Regions from separate parts of the Homo sapiens genome. Here region 1 is linked to region 2. Evidence: chromatin loops called from intact Hi-C (ENCODE). Cell type or tissue: heart left ventricle. All regions are shown on one strand.

Evidence for each region. A loop is a pair of places that touch in the nucleus more often than their neighbours do. Peaks named below come from ENCODE experiments on the same cell type or tissue, not always from the same donor. Only the 100,000 strongest peaks of a DNase experiment are listed, where the experiment ranks them.
Region 1: it touches region 2 in a loop (2.8-fold over the local background); 22 of 110 quality-filtered maps call a loop at or near these places.

The regions. Positions count from the first base shown.
Region 1 is chr4:26,991,815-26,999,814 of GRCh38, reverse strand. It overlaps STIM2 (stromal interaction molecule 2), which reads right to left. Exons shown (of 12, transcript NM_020860.4): 4 at 4,325-4,436; 5 at 468-583. Among named protein-coding and RNA genes, the nearest start is that of STIM2, 130 kb to the right of the region's middle. In heart left ventricle, no CTCF peak of the experiment used is centred here; no DNase peak of the experiment used is centred here; H3K27ac peaks cover 2,088 bases.
Region 2 is chr4:26,783,467-26,791,466 of GRCh38, reverse strand. It overlaps a transcript of TBC1D19 not described here. Among named protein-coding and RNA genes, the nearest start is that of STIM2-AS1, 73 kb to the left of the region's middle. RefSeq lists an enhancer at 3,501-3,620. In heart left ventricle, a CTCF peak has its summit at 3,196; DNase peaks (open chromatin) are centred at 3,286 and 3,556; H3K27ac peaks cover 1,201 bases.

The DNA.
Region 1 (8,000 bases), 210 kb before region 2:
TAATTTATAAAGCTTCAAGTGAGTCTTTGCTTTCCATCTATACCTAAAAATCCATTTTCTTGGTGTTTAGTGAAAACTGTTAGGCTCTATTGCTTCATGCCATCAAGATGGTTAGACTATATTATTTTTTAAGAGATTCCTCAGTGAATATCCAATTATAGTAACATCAACATTAAAACTCCTCCAAAGATCCAAAGTTTTAAATCTAAAAATTCTAAATTAACAGCTAAATATAGTTTTTTATATAACTTCTTACATTAGTAACCAGCTTTGAAAATTTCACACTCATGTTTCAATGACAGAAAATCCTATCTTATAAATCTTTTAAGGTAGTATTACACTTCTTTCACAGGTAATAGATGATTCTTCTTAGAGGCCTACTATCTTATTTTTCTCTTTCCTTAAATAACACAGAGATGATCAGGATATTCTTTTACATCATCCTCTGAGTGAGAGAGAATACTAACGTGTTAGAGGTCCAAACAAAACCACATCCAATGCCTTGAGCTGAAGTTTTTGTCTGTGACTCCGGTCACTGATTTTCAACTGGGAGATCATAAATGAAGGTTCGTGCACTGCTATCCTGTTTATTTGAAAAACACACACACATATATATATATATTAAATGAAAATATTTCTAGTATACAAATTTAAATATTTGAGCAACACATTTAACACTTTACATATTATTGATGATCACTGTTGGAGCTCATCCATGTGTGATTTAATAATTTGTTACATGTTTCAAAAACCTCTTCAGTGCAAACTTAGCTGTAGAAAGACTCCTGTATGTTAATAATTTAGTAGCTACATTGAAAAAGTTTTGGTTTTCTAAGGTTACTTTCTGTTATGACTTACTATGATTTAGAAATTTATAAAGTTGAAAAAAAAATTTTTTTTTTTGAGACAGAGTCTCATTCTGTCACCCAGGCTGGAGTGCAGTGGTTCGATCTCGGCTCTCTGCAACCTCCGCCTCCCGGGTTCAAGCAATTCTCCTGCCTCAGCCTCCCAAGTAGCTGGGACTACAGGCACGTGCCACCACGCCTGGGTAATTTTTTGTATTTTTAGTAGAGATGGGGTTTCACCATGTTGGCCAGGATGGTCTCGATCTCCTGACCTCGTGATCCGCCCGCCTCAGCCTCCCAAAGTGCTGAGATTACAGGCATGAACCACCGCTCCCAGCCTAAAGTTGAAAATATTTTATAGTCATTAATTACTTCTGTCACTTATTATCCTTTCACAAAGGATAATAAAACCATAAGTAACTTAATTTAACATCTATAGCAGACTTTAAAAAACAATTAAGTTTTCAATTTAGATCATATTGATTTTCTTTAAAAGTATCAAAAAATCTATACTTTTAACATTCTAATGTTTAACTGTTTAAAAATTGAACAAAGTACATTGAAGTCACAAGTGGGAAATAAAAAGCCTTCATGGATTGAGGTAGGTAGGTAGAGGAATTTATATAATAATAAGTACTAAACCATTTTATTAGCTATGAAGAAAGCACGTAGGAGGCACAGGTAAAATAAGGAAATAAAATCACTTTATTATGGACTGTAAATACAAGCAACCCAGTACTCAACTAAGATTTCTTAACAACCAAGTATGATGCTAGTAAAGATTTCATTACACAAAGTCTAATAATAATAACAATGACAATAAACACAGGCATATAATATATGCTGGGTCCTGTACCAATGGCTTAATACTCAAGAAAACCTTATAATAGTATTTCCATTTTATAGGTGAAGATACTTGTGAGAGGTTGAGTAACTTGCCTAAGGTTACATAATTAGTAATAGGTAAGGCAAGGATTCAAACCCAAATATGTACGATTCCAAAGACTACTTTGAAACACTACATTTTGTATAGAAAGATATCAGTACTCTCTAAGTATGGAAAAATTACAGGAACTCCTATGAGGCTTCTATAAAACCTTAAAGAGCAAAGAACTGTAACATTCCCTCTCTGAAATGCCTTCCTTTATCTTCTCCACAGGTACTTTCGTATAATGCTTCCCTTACACCTTTAACATGACACTTATCAAATTGCATGAAGGCAAAGACTATGTCGTATCTCTGTATCCCCAAAGCCTAATGTAGTACTTGCCAAAAGTAGAAGCTTGATAAATGTTTGTATAATAGCTGAATGAATGTATGTAGGTATGGATGCATGAATTAATAGCAAACTATCAATAGACTAAGAAAGACAATGAGATGTAGTAAAAAAGAAAATACATAACAAAATTTTATGCGAGATTCAATATGAGTCCAGAGGTAAAAATGATTCCACCTGAGTGGGTGAGGGTGTCAGGGAAGGCCACATAGGCCTGAAAGAAATGAGGTGGTATGTGTCAGGTGAAGACAGCCTTAGTATAATGTTTGGCAGTAAGAATTACAGAGTATAGAAAACACAGCGAAAGGTTTAAGATAACCACTACAGCCAACATAAAACATAGTTTTGGCTACCTTTAGCAAATGTAAAGGGTTTTAATGTCACAGAAAAGAAACATCATAATGGACTGTTGTAGGCCAACTATCTATAGAATATGTAATACATTTTCTTATACATTCTTGTAACTAGTTCTTATGTCTACAGATACCATACAAAGAGCTCTGGAACTTACATAATAATTGAAATTAATTGATATTGCCCCTTTAAGTTGACTCATCTAATTTCCATTACTATATAATAGGGGCTTAAGGAAGAGTTTACTGTTCTCCTTTCTCCTCCACTAAAAAAGGTTCCAATGGGCTGACCTGAAAACTGAAGTTATAATGTTTTTCTATAGTAACATGTTCACTATTTAAGGAGTTGATCTTGACAAGTGTGTGATGTCACAATTTTACCAGAATTGGAAGCATCTCTGATCATCTTTACTTAACCAAAGGAAATGAGTAGCTATAACACTGACTGTCAAAACTCAGATTAGCCTATTTTATTTCATGTTGTTGTTAAACAAACAAGTTTCTCAAAAGGCAACAAGAAAATTCCTATTGTTCCTCATACCCAGGGCAACATATATAAATAAATAAATTCTAATCTCATTTTAATGTTTGACTCTGTTTTAATTTAAGAACTTGTTTTAATTAAAATAACTATATTTTATTTGATTTTTGTCTTCTTTCAAGCATCTAGTTGTACCATGAACATAAAAGATATTCAGTAAGTACTTATCAAATTGACTCTTATCCCTATAATTTCATCATTCTAGTCATGTGTATAATAAAATCAGAAATACTAATGTTGATGTTCAGAATACATTTAAAACAGATTTGAAAACTTTCAACTTGATCAAAATACAAACCTCAAAGCAACAAAGGATACTTATCTAAATAGGGCATGTAAGGAAGTTGACTAGGGACACAATGTATATATTTCATTACATATAATGATTAGATTGTAATAACTGATTAGAGTCTTTTTGGATGTAGGAAATCATCCAGGGAAAAATAAAACTTAAGAAGCAATCTTGTAAGGGTAAAAAATTCTGGTAGAATCATTGCAAATTTTGACATTTAAATCCTTCAAGATTATTAAGTTAATTAAATTAATTAAAAATTATAATTTCTAAATTATATCATTTGGTACTTGCAAATGATACAATTTAGATATAATTTAGAAAATAAAATTTAGAGAACAACTGGATTCAGACACCTAAGGGATAAACTGGCAACCTGGACTTTGCTATCAAATCTATCTGGGTTTAAATGCTGCCTTGGGCAAAATGTTTAACTTGTCTCTGACTTGGTTTTTTTAACCTGTAAAATGGGAAGGACAATATATACCTCATTTTAATCATGAGGGTTAAATGAGATAATATAAAGTACTTCTATGTAGCATACATTTTAAAATGGTTGCTATTTTTTATTAATTTCATTTTTAAAATTCAGGTATAACGTATAGACGCCATAATTCGATGGTTATTGTCATTTAAAATGTCACAAGAAAGAGACGCACATTAATTCATTCAAGTAGATGTGTTCATAAAAATGAATCAGTATCAAATAAAAAAGTTTTTCTTAGATTGGCCAAAAGTTGACCCTTGATGTTATTTACAAATGATATAGTTGACCCATCTTCTGAAACTCAAAATCATGTTCCTTGGAAATAATTTTTCCAAGAGCCTGATTATTTAGACAAGAAAAATTGATTAAAACTTGAAAATGCATAATTTAGAAAGATTAAAGAATGGATATATTTATATTTCCTTTGTGCCCTCAGCCACGGAAGTAACTTGTAGATTCAGTATGGGGAAATGACATCTAGCATATAATTCTCCCTGAGTGGAAAATACATTTGCATAACAAAGACTCACCTGGGAAGTGTCGTTCCTTTGACATTGTTGTCTCTAAAATTCTTCTCATATTGGGGTAGTTCAACAAACTCTATCAACCACTGAAGAGTGTCTTCAAGGGTCCAATTATGAACTGCAGGAGATAAAAGGGGAATGCATATTTTAAACACACCTGCTTTCAGAAATACATATTCTATAATTTCAGAGAATATAAAGATATTAGATTGCATTTTCAATTTAATCAACATTAAGTACCAAAACTGTATCTAGCACTCTATGAGAAGAAGAAAGCCTTACAATCAAAAACAGAAGTGATAGTAAAAGCAATTAGGACAAAGATTAGCATGATTAATTCGAAAATAAACACCTATACAAGTTTGTAAGAATGAAATAATCTATCATTTTTCTGGTTGTAGAAAATTACCAGATACATACTTGTTCATTCTTTCATCTAGCCATCCACCCATATAGTATTGTAATACCGAAAACATTCTGAATACCAGATTTCATTCTAAGCACTGGGCATATGGCAGTGAATAAAACGGATAAAGTCCTTGTATGGAACTTAAATTCCTTTGGGTTTGGGGAGGGGCACTTTATGAAAGAAGGAAGAAGAGGAAGGGAAATTTCAGATAGTGATTAACTTAAGAAAAGCAGGAAAGATGTCAGGGTAAGCCTCTCTAAGGAGCTGACATCTGAGACCTAAAAATTGCAAGGAGTCCCATTGTGAAGACATGGGTGAAAAATATCCCAAAGAGAGGAAAAGGCTGTAAAAAAAAGCCTTCAGATGGAATGAACTAGCAGTGTTTGAGAGACTGGCAGAAAGTCAGAGAGGAGCTAGGTCATGAAAGGCTTTCAAGAACTCTGGACAGTTTTCTAATTTCAATAAAAAGAAGGGGAATAATCTTTTTTTAGAATGTTGTTCTTCAATGTGGAGAATAGATTGTTCATGATAAGACTAAAAATGGTCCAGTCTTATCATGAAATACGGAGAAATAAGAAGACCATTCCTTATATAATTGCCTAGACAGGAAAGGGTCATCATCTTAGACTATGATAGTAGTAGATAAGATGACAACAAGGAGTCAGATTCAGGATATATTCTGGGGATAATGCTATTAAGATGCGCTGATGAAATGGACAGGGGCTGGTAGCTAAACAAAAGCCAAAAGTACAGAGGGTGCTACCATTAACTGAGATAGAAAAGAATGGGGAGGAAAAGATTGGGGAAACGAGCAGGGGCCGGTGACAGAGATCAAAAGTTGTTTTAAGACACGTTATGTTTGAAGTATGCATTTGACATTTAAGTGTAGATAATAGAGCAGCAGTCAGATCTGCAAGTCTGGAGCTTAGGAAAAAGTGAGGTTAGGAACAGAGGTATTGGTGGGAAGTCACCAACATACAGATGATCTTTAGACTAAATGACATCAACCAGAAAAGACAGCTATTAATAGATTCTAGAAGACTGGACCTAAATCAAGAATAAAATAACTAGCATCTCTTCTCCTGGATATTTATTTTAAATTAAGTCCTTTGTATGCATTTTCTTAAGTCTTAAAAAAAACTTACGAGGTTCTAACATAATTATCTTTATTTTGGAAGTTAAAAACTAAAAAGCTAATGGAACCAACAAAGTAAGCAGCAGGACTGGATTTGAACTCAGGCAAACTGTTCACAGAACAAAACTTTATACTACTCTGAAAGTAGTAATACTAAATAACAGTAAAGATATAAACAAGCAGTTAAGCGCTGGACGCAGTTCAGAGGTTTCTGCTTATGAAGAGTAATGATGAGTTTATGCAAAGGGAAGGATGTAAGTGTGCTTACAAATGAATAGTTCTATACTGTCTGCATTTAATTTGAGGGTTAATGCTTATAGACTACAGAAGAGATCAAGGGAGAGTGAAGAAAACGTGAGCAATAAAAGCAGATCTGGGAATCCATCTGTATATAAATAAATCTGAAAAAAATCTTTCTGATAAGCTACATAAAAATATGAATTCATACTTGCAAGCAAAGCTAGGTTTCCATCAATCTGCCTTTTTTATTAAGTGTTCTTTAGAGAAAAAGCTTAAATAAACCACAAACAAAAACCAAAAACATTTAAAACTAGATGTGGTAACTGATAGTTTTATATTGAAACAAAGCCTTGACTGTTCTCCCCTTCATGTGTTCCTACCATAAAACCTGGACATGGGCCTGAGGCTGCTGTATCCATTTAACCAAGTAACAGGATGTCAGCTGAAGGTTCAGGCCCTGGGTGTTTTCCACTGAATTTAGTGCATTCAAAGTAGACTTTTTACTCTTAAGTTTCTTCCTATTCAAGATGAACTGCATTGAGAATTGCCCTGTCCTCACTGCCAAAAAACTCATGGTGCAGCTGTACCTCACACGCCCACACAAAATCCCCAGCCAAGAAAACAAGATAAGATTCTCTCTATGACTGTTCAACAGTGAAAATTCCTGATCTAAACACTTCAGCACATCAAAGTCATCCCACAATTTCCAGTAAGTCAGTACAGAAAGGAAGAAAAATCAAATGAAAAAGAACATATTAAAACTGCCCAAATCTTAGTAATACTCTGCTTAGCAAATTGAAAATTGTAGTGGTCTTGACAACGAATCTTTAAAACAACAGATCTAACAGAACCATTTATTTTGGGGGGAGATTCACTTCTCCTTTTGCTGTGGTTTCCTTGGTGATACTTAGTAAACACCTTCACTTCTCTTCTCATGACCAGGACTTGCATTTTTTATTAGCATTCTCTGTTCCAAATACTCTAGTTGTCTTTCATTTCTTAGGACAGATCATACTATGTCCTTCTTCAGGGCCTCTGTACGTGCTGTTTGCTGAGTATAAGCTCCTTTTTGCTATCCCTCCACCTTTTTGTTTCATTAAACCTTCATATCTCAGCTAAAACTTTAATTCTTCAAGTGAACCTTTCTGAACATTACTATATAACCTTTTTTTTCCTTTTTTTGTAGAGATAGGGTCTTGCTATGTTGCATAGGCTGATCTCTTGAACTCCTCTGCCTCTCAAAGTGCTGAGATTACAGGTATGAGACACCACACCCAGCCCCTGATTATTAATCCCTTAGTAGCTTTTATGCATAGCATTTAAATAACTATAACTACTTATCTGTATGATTGTTACTTCAACAACTGTTTATTTCAGTAAAGTATAAGTCTTCTGCTCATCACTCTAACCCTAGCACTTGGTATAAAGGCACTCAACAAATTATTTGTTGGATGCTGTTGAATGACGTAGAACATGTTTAATTAATAAGTCTTATGAAAATCTAATTTTACATTTTAATGGTGAGACAAGGATTTGTATGTATAAGAAATTCTTTTTTAACATTTTCTAAATTTCAATAGCTTTTGGGGTACAAGCGATTTTTCATTACATAAGAAATTCTTGATGGTAAAAGAATTACTCATTTAAGAATTATCTGGTTCCTTATTACCTGCCTCTCACTGATCTTTTATAGATGCTGTTGCTAAACAACACTTCCATCAGAGGGCAAGCAGAGAGAGATACACCATTCCTTTTAAAGGTATCTTTCCCAATCTGCAGAGCTACAGAAATGCCAGCTTCTAAAATGTTAACTTATATTGTTTCTGCTTGAAGTTGTGGCCAGTGCTACAGGTCAGTGTCTCAAAGGGATTTTTGGCAATTTATTCTAAGACTAATGA
Region 2 (8,000 bases):
CATGCCTCTGCTCGGAACCCTTTAGTGGCTTCCACTTCAGGGAAAAGCCAGCTGGTCCTCAAGGCCTCACTGAGCTGGACTCTCCTTGCTCATTCACAGGTCAGCTCTGTGAGGGACCTTTTTGTCTATTTTGTTCACCATTGTATCCCCTGGCTCATAGCAAGTGCTCAAAAAATGTTTGAATGAATCGAATCAATGACTGCAGGATGAATGGTGCTGTTTATTCTCCTCCACCATGGTGGCTCTTCTCTAGAAAAGTCTGAGATTCTCTGTGGGAAGCAGCCAAGGGCCATGCAGGGTTTGGAGCAGGGAAGAGACTGGTGACAAAGAGTTTTAGAGCAGTTGTTCTGGGGATAGTGTGGAGAATGGATTTGGGAGTGCACAGAGAGGATGCAGAGAAAACTAGGAGCAGGTTGACCAGTAGGAGGTCACTGTAGTTGTCAAGAAAAGAGCTAAAGATGACCTTGGAGTTTAAGGGACACCCGACATTTGGAACAGGCTCTACCCCACAGGCAGACTCAGTTACCATAAATAAATGTCAGTATCACCTTATCATTTCCCATATAAGCAAATTATTTTAATAATTATTTGAATAGAAAAGTGAAAATATTTTTGCATAAAACTCCATTTGGCTGAAAAAAATGTTTAAGTTGTCTGTCTCATTCAGACTATATCTCTTTGAGGAAAGTGACAGATTTTTGTTTTTCTTCAAGAAACATAGGAAAGTACTAATAAATGGCTCAACATATTTTTCTGTAATGCCATCTCTTGCCTCCAGAATGCAAACTTTACAGCTGTACAGTAAAATTTAATATTATCTTGGTGATAATCTAAGAAATAAAACTCTGTGGCCAACTGCCTTTGCAACCCCTAAACATAATTTTGTCTCTCTTTCTCTCAATATCTATCTATTTATGCATCCATCCATCCATCACGGTAATATCAATCATGGTTATAGCTCATCAGGTATGTTCCAGACACTATTCTAGTTCCAGTCACATATGTGACTTCATTTAATTCTTATAACAACCTATGAGGCAGGTTGACTGCTGTAAAAAACTCACCCTAACTTCTCAGTATCTTAACACAATAAAATTTATTTTTACTCAAGTAACAGTTCAGTGGAGGTGTTTGGAAGGCAGCCTTCCACATGGTGATTGAGAGGCCAAGGCTCCTCTTATCTGATGGCACCATCATCCCGCAGGGCCTCAGAGTCCTCTGAAGTAACCTCAGCCAGCAGATAGAATAAGAGAGAGTACGGAGGACCACCCAGAAAGTTTTGTTTATTATAAATTTAGAAGGTACAGGTGCAGTTTTGTTACATGGATATATTGCCTAGTGGAGTCTGGGTGTTTAGTGTAGCCATCACCTGAATAGTTTACATTGTACTCATTAAGAAATTTCTCATTCCTCACCCTCCTTCCACCCTCTCACCCTTCCAAGTCTCCAGTGTCTACTATTTCACGCTGTATGTCTGTACATTATTCAGCTCCCTCTTTTAAATGAGAACATGCAATATTTAAATTTTTGATTCTGGGTTATTTCACTTAAGACAATGGCCTCTAATTCCACCCATGTTTTTGCAAAAGACATGGTTTCATTATTTTTTATGGCTGCATAGTATTCCATGGTATGTATACTCCACATTTTCTTTGTCCAGCCATCCATTGATGAACACTTTGACTCATGACTTTCCTATGGTGCATAGTTCTGTGATAAACAAATTTTTTTGGTAAAATGATTTCTTTTGCCTTGGGTAGATACCCAGTAGTGAGATTACTGGATCAAATGGTAGATCTATTTTTCATTCCTTGAGACGTCTCCATACTGTTTTCCATGAGGTTATATTAATTTACATTCTCATCAACAGTGTTTAAGCATTTCCATTTCTCTGCATCCTCACCAACATTTGCTATATTTGACTTTTTAATAATAGCCATTCTGACTGGTGTAAGATGATATCTCACTGTGGTTTTCATTTGCCTTTCCCTTATGATTAGTGATGAACATTTTCAAATGCTTCTTGGCCATTTGTTTTGTCTTCTTTTGAAAAATGTCTGTTCATGTCCTTTGCCCAACCCAGAAAATTTTTATGGGCCAGATCTGGAAGTGACACATCATCCTCTGCCCACATTCTATTGGCTAGATAATTTAATCACACAGCAAGTCTAACTGCAAGGGAGGCTGGGCTAGAAAGAGCAGTCTGGCTGCCTGGCCAGGAATTGGTTTTAATTGGCACTTACCAATCTCTGCCAAAGGCCAAGTACTCAATTACACATGGGAACACCAAGGTATAGAAGTTTAAGAAACTTGCTCAAAGTTAAATTAGCAATAAATGATGGAGCTAAGATTCAAACCCAAGTTATTAGTCTTCAAACTGTGGGTTCCTTACATTACAACTATGTTGAAGATACACTAAGGTCAATTTGAGGTGACAACTACCCATCCACATAAATGAAAAAAGGGAAAAAAAGGTAACAATGACTTCCAGCAACTCCAGGGTGCTCCCATTTACTTGCTTACTCTCAATCTGCTGTTTCCCCTGAAATGTTCAGCCAAGAAGGCCAGTAGCTCAGCGACTCCCACCCTAAGTGCTTGAGAATTTGAGAGGCAGCTTCAGGGATCCTCCAACTGCAAATACTTGTCTCTAGAGCATGTTGTCCTCTTAACAGGAAGCCGACTTGATAGGTAGGTAGGGTCATGGGGTGGGAGTAGGCTAATTGGAAGGAGGGAAGGGGCTGGTGGCACAAAGGTTTTCAAAGTGGTCCTTCTTGACACATTTAATTTCTGTCTAGGGGGCTATGTTCAGAATGTCACAGCAGATTGCTTATTGTAGGTTCTCTCATGGGGCCAGGGCAGCAGAAAGAGGCCTAATGACTTTGCTTTCTCTCTCTTCTCTGTTATCCACTGGTGGTGTGGCTTTGAACAAATCACTGAATCATGCTCTGTGGGCAAAATGAGGAGTTTAGGTGTCACAACATAGAGAGAGGATCTTAGAACCAAGAGTATCTGATTAAAACTATGTGCCCTCTTTGCACAAAATGCACATACCCACCTAATTTTGCAGTTTACAAACTTCCTGATGAGTATCCGGGAACCTCCCATTAAGAAGAGGTGGATTCTAGGCACTTTTCAGCTCTAATGCTCTTGCTTTCCAAAAGCAAAACAGAACCGCTCCCCTTGACTCTGCTGCCTCCTATGGAAGGAAACCTTCCAGGCACCCTCTTGGTTCCTGTGTCAGCCCCCCTGTGTGGTTTGCTTGGTGGTAAAGCACAGCCCCTCCCCTGAACCCAGGGCCCCTGGGATCCCATAGTCACCTGGAACCATGCCGTGAAAATCAGCTGGCAGCCGGCCTTCTCTGCAGAGGCTTGTGAAAGGGTGAGTCACAGCAGATCGCTCCTCTGATTCACAGGTAGCATTTATTTGACAAAGGAGGTTTAAGGGGACTTGCTTCCCTTTGTATCATCTAATCTTTAAAAATCACTTGCTTCTTAACTGTCAGCCGAGAGTTTCTGTAGGCAGCAGTCTTTCAGCTGCTCCCTGGGGAGGGAGGAGAGTGCTGGCTGCCAGAGTCCTGCAGCTGTCCTGGGCACAGGAAGTCCACAGCTTCTTGTAAAAGGTAAGGGGAACTATAAATACTGTAAGAAGCCAGGAGCTTCCAAGTTCAAAGGAAGTCCGGATGTTGTCAAGGTCAGGCTTAGAGGAAAGGGGGTCCAGAGGGAACGTTCCTACTTCCTTCTGAACCTTCAGTAACCTCCATGAATCTCCAGGGAAAAGCCAAATCTCGTGACTTGACATGAAAAGCATGTCAAGTCCTCTACACTCAGGCTTCAATCTGCCTTTCCAGCCCCACAAACTTGTGGCTCTGGGAGCCCCCTCAGTGACACCAGATGCAACTCTAGCTTTTCCAGGCACACACTCTCATAGTGCTGCCCTTTCGTCAGAGACCGCCCTTTTCCTCTTTTCCATCCATCTCCATCCGGTCCTTTCTTCAGGCCTGGCTGTAATCCCATGTCCACCTGGAAACTTTTCTAGATCATTATTCATATTAATAAACCTAGTTTTAGACAGGCGCTGTGGCTCACGCCTGTAATCCCAGCATTTTGGGAGGCTGAGGTGGGTGGATTGCCCGAGCTCAGGAGTTTGAGACCACCCTGGGCAACATGGTGAAACCCCGTCTCTATTAAAATACAAAAAATTAGCCAGATTTGGAGGCACGTGCCTGTAGTCCCAGCTACTTGGGAAGCTGAGGCATGAGAATGCTTGAGCTCAGTATGCAGGGGTTGCAGTGAGCCAAGATTGCACCACTGCACACCAGCTTGGGCTACAGAGTAAGATTCCATCTCAAAAAAAAAAAAAAAAAAACTAGTTCCTCTTTATTATGTGTCTACCACATGCCAGGTGCTTCACAAGCCTTGTCACATTCAATTTTCTCAACAAGCTTGCAAGGCAAGTATTATCACTCCTATTTTATAAGTGAGGCGATTGTGTTTGAAAGGGTTAATTAAATCTCCTGAGGTCATGTAGCTAGTAAATGGCAGAAGAGCAACTCTTGTCTAATTGACTTCAAAGATACTGTGTAATGCTGCTGCACTCATGCACCCACCCACCCATTCATCAACCGGCCATTCGGCCCCATCTGGCTGCCATCCTTCCATCCTTCCACCCACCCATCCATCCATCCATCCATCCATCCATCCATCCATCCATCCAGGCATCCACCCACCCACCCACCCACCTATCCACCCACCTGTTCATGCTACCATCCTTTCAACTGGCTATCTATCCATTTACTTGCCCATCCCCAAAAACCTACATGCAGCAAGACAGCTCTCTCCCACCTTCAAAGTCCTGTGACACTGTGTTTGCAGCACCACCCCCCGATGTTGGCCCAGTGAAATACTTCTCCTTTTCTAGTTTAGGCACTGCCTCAGCCTCTCGAGTAGCTGGGACTACAGGCACTGGCCACCATGCCTGGCTAATTTTTTGTATTTTTAGTAGAGATGGGGTTTCACCGTGTTGGCCAGGATGGTCTCGATCTCCTGACCTCGTGATCCACCTGCCTCGGCCTTCCAAAGGGCCGGGATTACAGGTGTGAGCCACCGTGCCCGGCTGGTACTACTTCTTTAACTAGACTGGAAGCTCTAAGAACTGGGATCTGGTGTCCCTCACAAAGCCTAGCCCAGCACTTTGGCGACATTGAATACTCACTGACAACTGGCTAATGACTGAGCACTCACCCTGCTTTTATGGGCAGCCACGTCCCAGGAGCAAGAGGCAAGGTGGCTAGGCTTAAACGAGGCCATTCAAGAAATGTCAGCAGATGAAGGGTCTTTTGCCAAAGTCCTGAGCCAGTGCCTCCTGGAACCCAAAGAAACCCTAATTTCAAACTCTTTCAAAACCTTTTGACAGGGACACACTGCTGTCAAGAAAATCCTGTAATGAGCATGGAGCTTTAGCCTTGAGATTGTAATCACAGGAAATGTAGTGTTCAGTTTCCTAAGAAACCATTATTCTTTTTCTTTCCATTCTGCCTGCCTACCCCTGTGTATTACAATGGAAGCCTCTGGTGAGTGGAATACAAATCCAAAATACTCTTCAATAGCAGCCAAAGTGGTATTTCTAAAAAGTTCCTAAAGACCCCAGTGCTATGTGGCACAAAGAAAAGGAATGATAAAAGCAGCAGTTGTCTGAAACTGAATCTGTTCCTGTTCACATATATGAACAGACAAGCAGTTGTATTTACAGTCATCTCTACACACACACACACAGTGTACGTCTGTGTGTGCATGCAATGCCGTGGTCCCCACCCAAACACCTGCCCATCCAGATTGAGTTCTTTTTCTAGTCCTGCTCACACTTTGTGCATTATTTTTGCCACACTGTACTATGATCTTTTGTTTACCTGAATACTTCCTCCACTAGACAGAGAACTTCTTGAGAGGAATAACTATGTCATCATCATCGTCATCATTGTCATTGTAGTAATAGTTAACTTGTGTCACTGCTAACTATTGACATGGTTATCTTTTCTATGTACATTGTTGGACTTCATCCTGCCAAAACAACGCTGTGCTCTTACAGTTCTTGGGTGCCATTTTGTTCTCTGAAGTCCTTTGCATATTTCAGCAAGGTCTATCTTACTTTTATTTAATTTTTTAAAAGTTTAATTTTAAAAAGAAAAAGAAGCAACTATTTGGGAGAAATGTTAGGCTATCCCTACTTTTTCCCTTTATTGAATTTGTCATCCTAGAGACACTTTTGAATTGGATTGTAAAAACTACCAATGCCATGTCAAAATAATAGCTAGAGTGGGTAGGGAGATAAAAAGACCTAGATCTGAAATGGCTTCTAACATTTCAAATGGCTATGTGATTTTGGGCCAGTCCCTGCACCACTCTGAGCCTCAGTTTTAACTCATGTGAAGCAGTTTCTTTTGGTGGATATTGGGAGAACTAGGGAGGACCTAGGCCCAATGCTTAGCATGGCGTGTGGCACCAATAATAAGCAATAATAAATTGTGGTTATTGTTACCATTATTTTCATGGTCAACATTCACCCTTTGATACTGGAGAGTAACATAAGCTGGGATTTAGTATGAATGTATATCATGGCAGTTTTTAATTATCTAAAAATTATTAGCCAATGCTCCCCAAGGCAGAGAACTACTTTTCTTCTCATAAATTCAGAAAGTGCTTAGTATCAGAACATGAACCTGCTCTCCAAGAGATATAAGGATACTCAAGCATGTTGTCACTGGAGGCCTTAGGAGCTTTGTAGGCGGAGGAAAGCAGAAGTAGACAGTCTTGGAAATGTCTCTTTGGTATGTCAACAGTGAGAAGAAACTGTGAGAAGATTTGGGAATGTCCATAACAAAGGTTTCTGATGGGCAATTGGGTGGATTGCCCAGTGTTTCACCAGCCCAGCATACACTGGTAGCCTGAAGAAGCAAGGTGAGGATGAGGCTAGCCATAGCCTAAGATCTGAGGTTGGGCTCCAGGGCTCCTGCCAAGTGCCTTGGGTAGTCACAAGATGGCTATTGGCCTGAGAGATAAGAGGCTGACACAATAATTTTTAATCTCTCACTGCCTTCTCAATACTGGACTTATGGAACAAAGAGATGGTAGTAAAGACCCAGTCTCCAAGATTCTTTACTAGGAGACTCAATTGGAAGAAGCCCAGGGGTATCTCCTGGGATTCTGGGTAACCCTTGCTCTAATGCTGTCAGTCACCATAGCCTTTGTCTTAGCCTGCACAGTTTCTCTACCCCTACCTTAGTGTGAACAAGTTCATTCAGGTTGTTTTGTATGCCTGGGAAGGATGAAGAAGTTTTTATTGAGGGTGAAAAACTGGAAAGGCAATTTGAAGCCAAAGCCATTGAGTGGCCAAAAATCTCAACAAGATTAGTACACAGGGCTTCCAGGAGGATGGAGGATAAGTTCAACTCTGACCTGGTTCCCTGGTGACCAACAAAGAAACTTGAAGGGGGAGTTCTGGAGATGGCAACCACCAGAGGCACCTCTGGACCATTCCCAATGTTTTGAATTTAGAGAACATACTTGGATGCTCCTCATAATTTGGTGGCCTAAGATGCATGGTGGCCTAAGATGCATGGTGGCCTAAGATGCATGGTTGCCAGGCATTGTAGGGGAATTATGAGCAGCACATGTTTCTCCAAATGCAAAACCATGAAGAGCATTTCTTCTCAACTGATTCATCCCCACCCGCATCCTCCTGTCTTATATCTCCCCCATCTAGCTATTATTTTGACACTGTATTGCCAATCTTTACACTTCAGTTCAAAAAGCATACCCCCTTTATTTCTCAGAGATGACAAGTTCTTTTGCATAAAAGTGGATAAATAGGATTGGCTAATATTTCTACCAAATATCTTTTTTTTAAAAAATGTGCTTTTTATCTTGGAATAAGACATTCCAAATTGTTCTGATTATTCTGTTCAAAATGTTTGAACACTCAAAACGTTTTTCAGGAGACCTTCA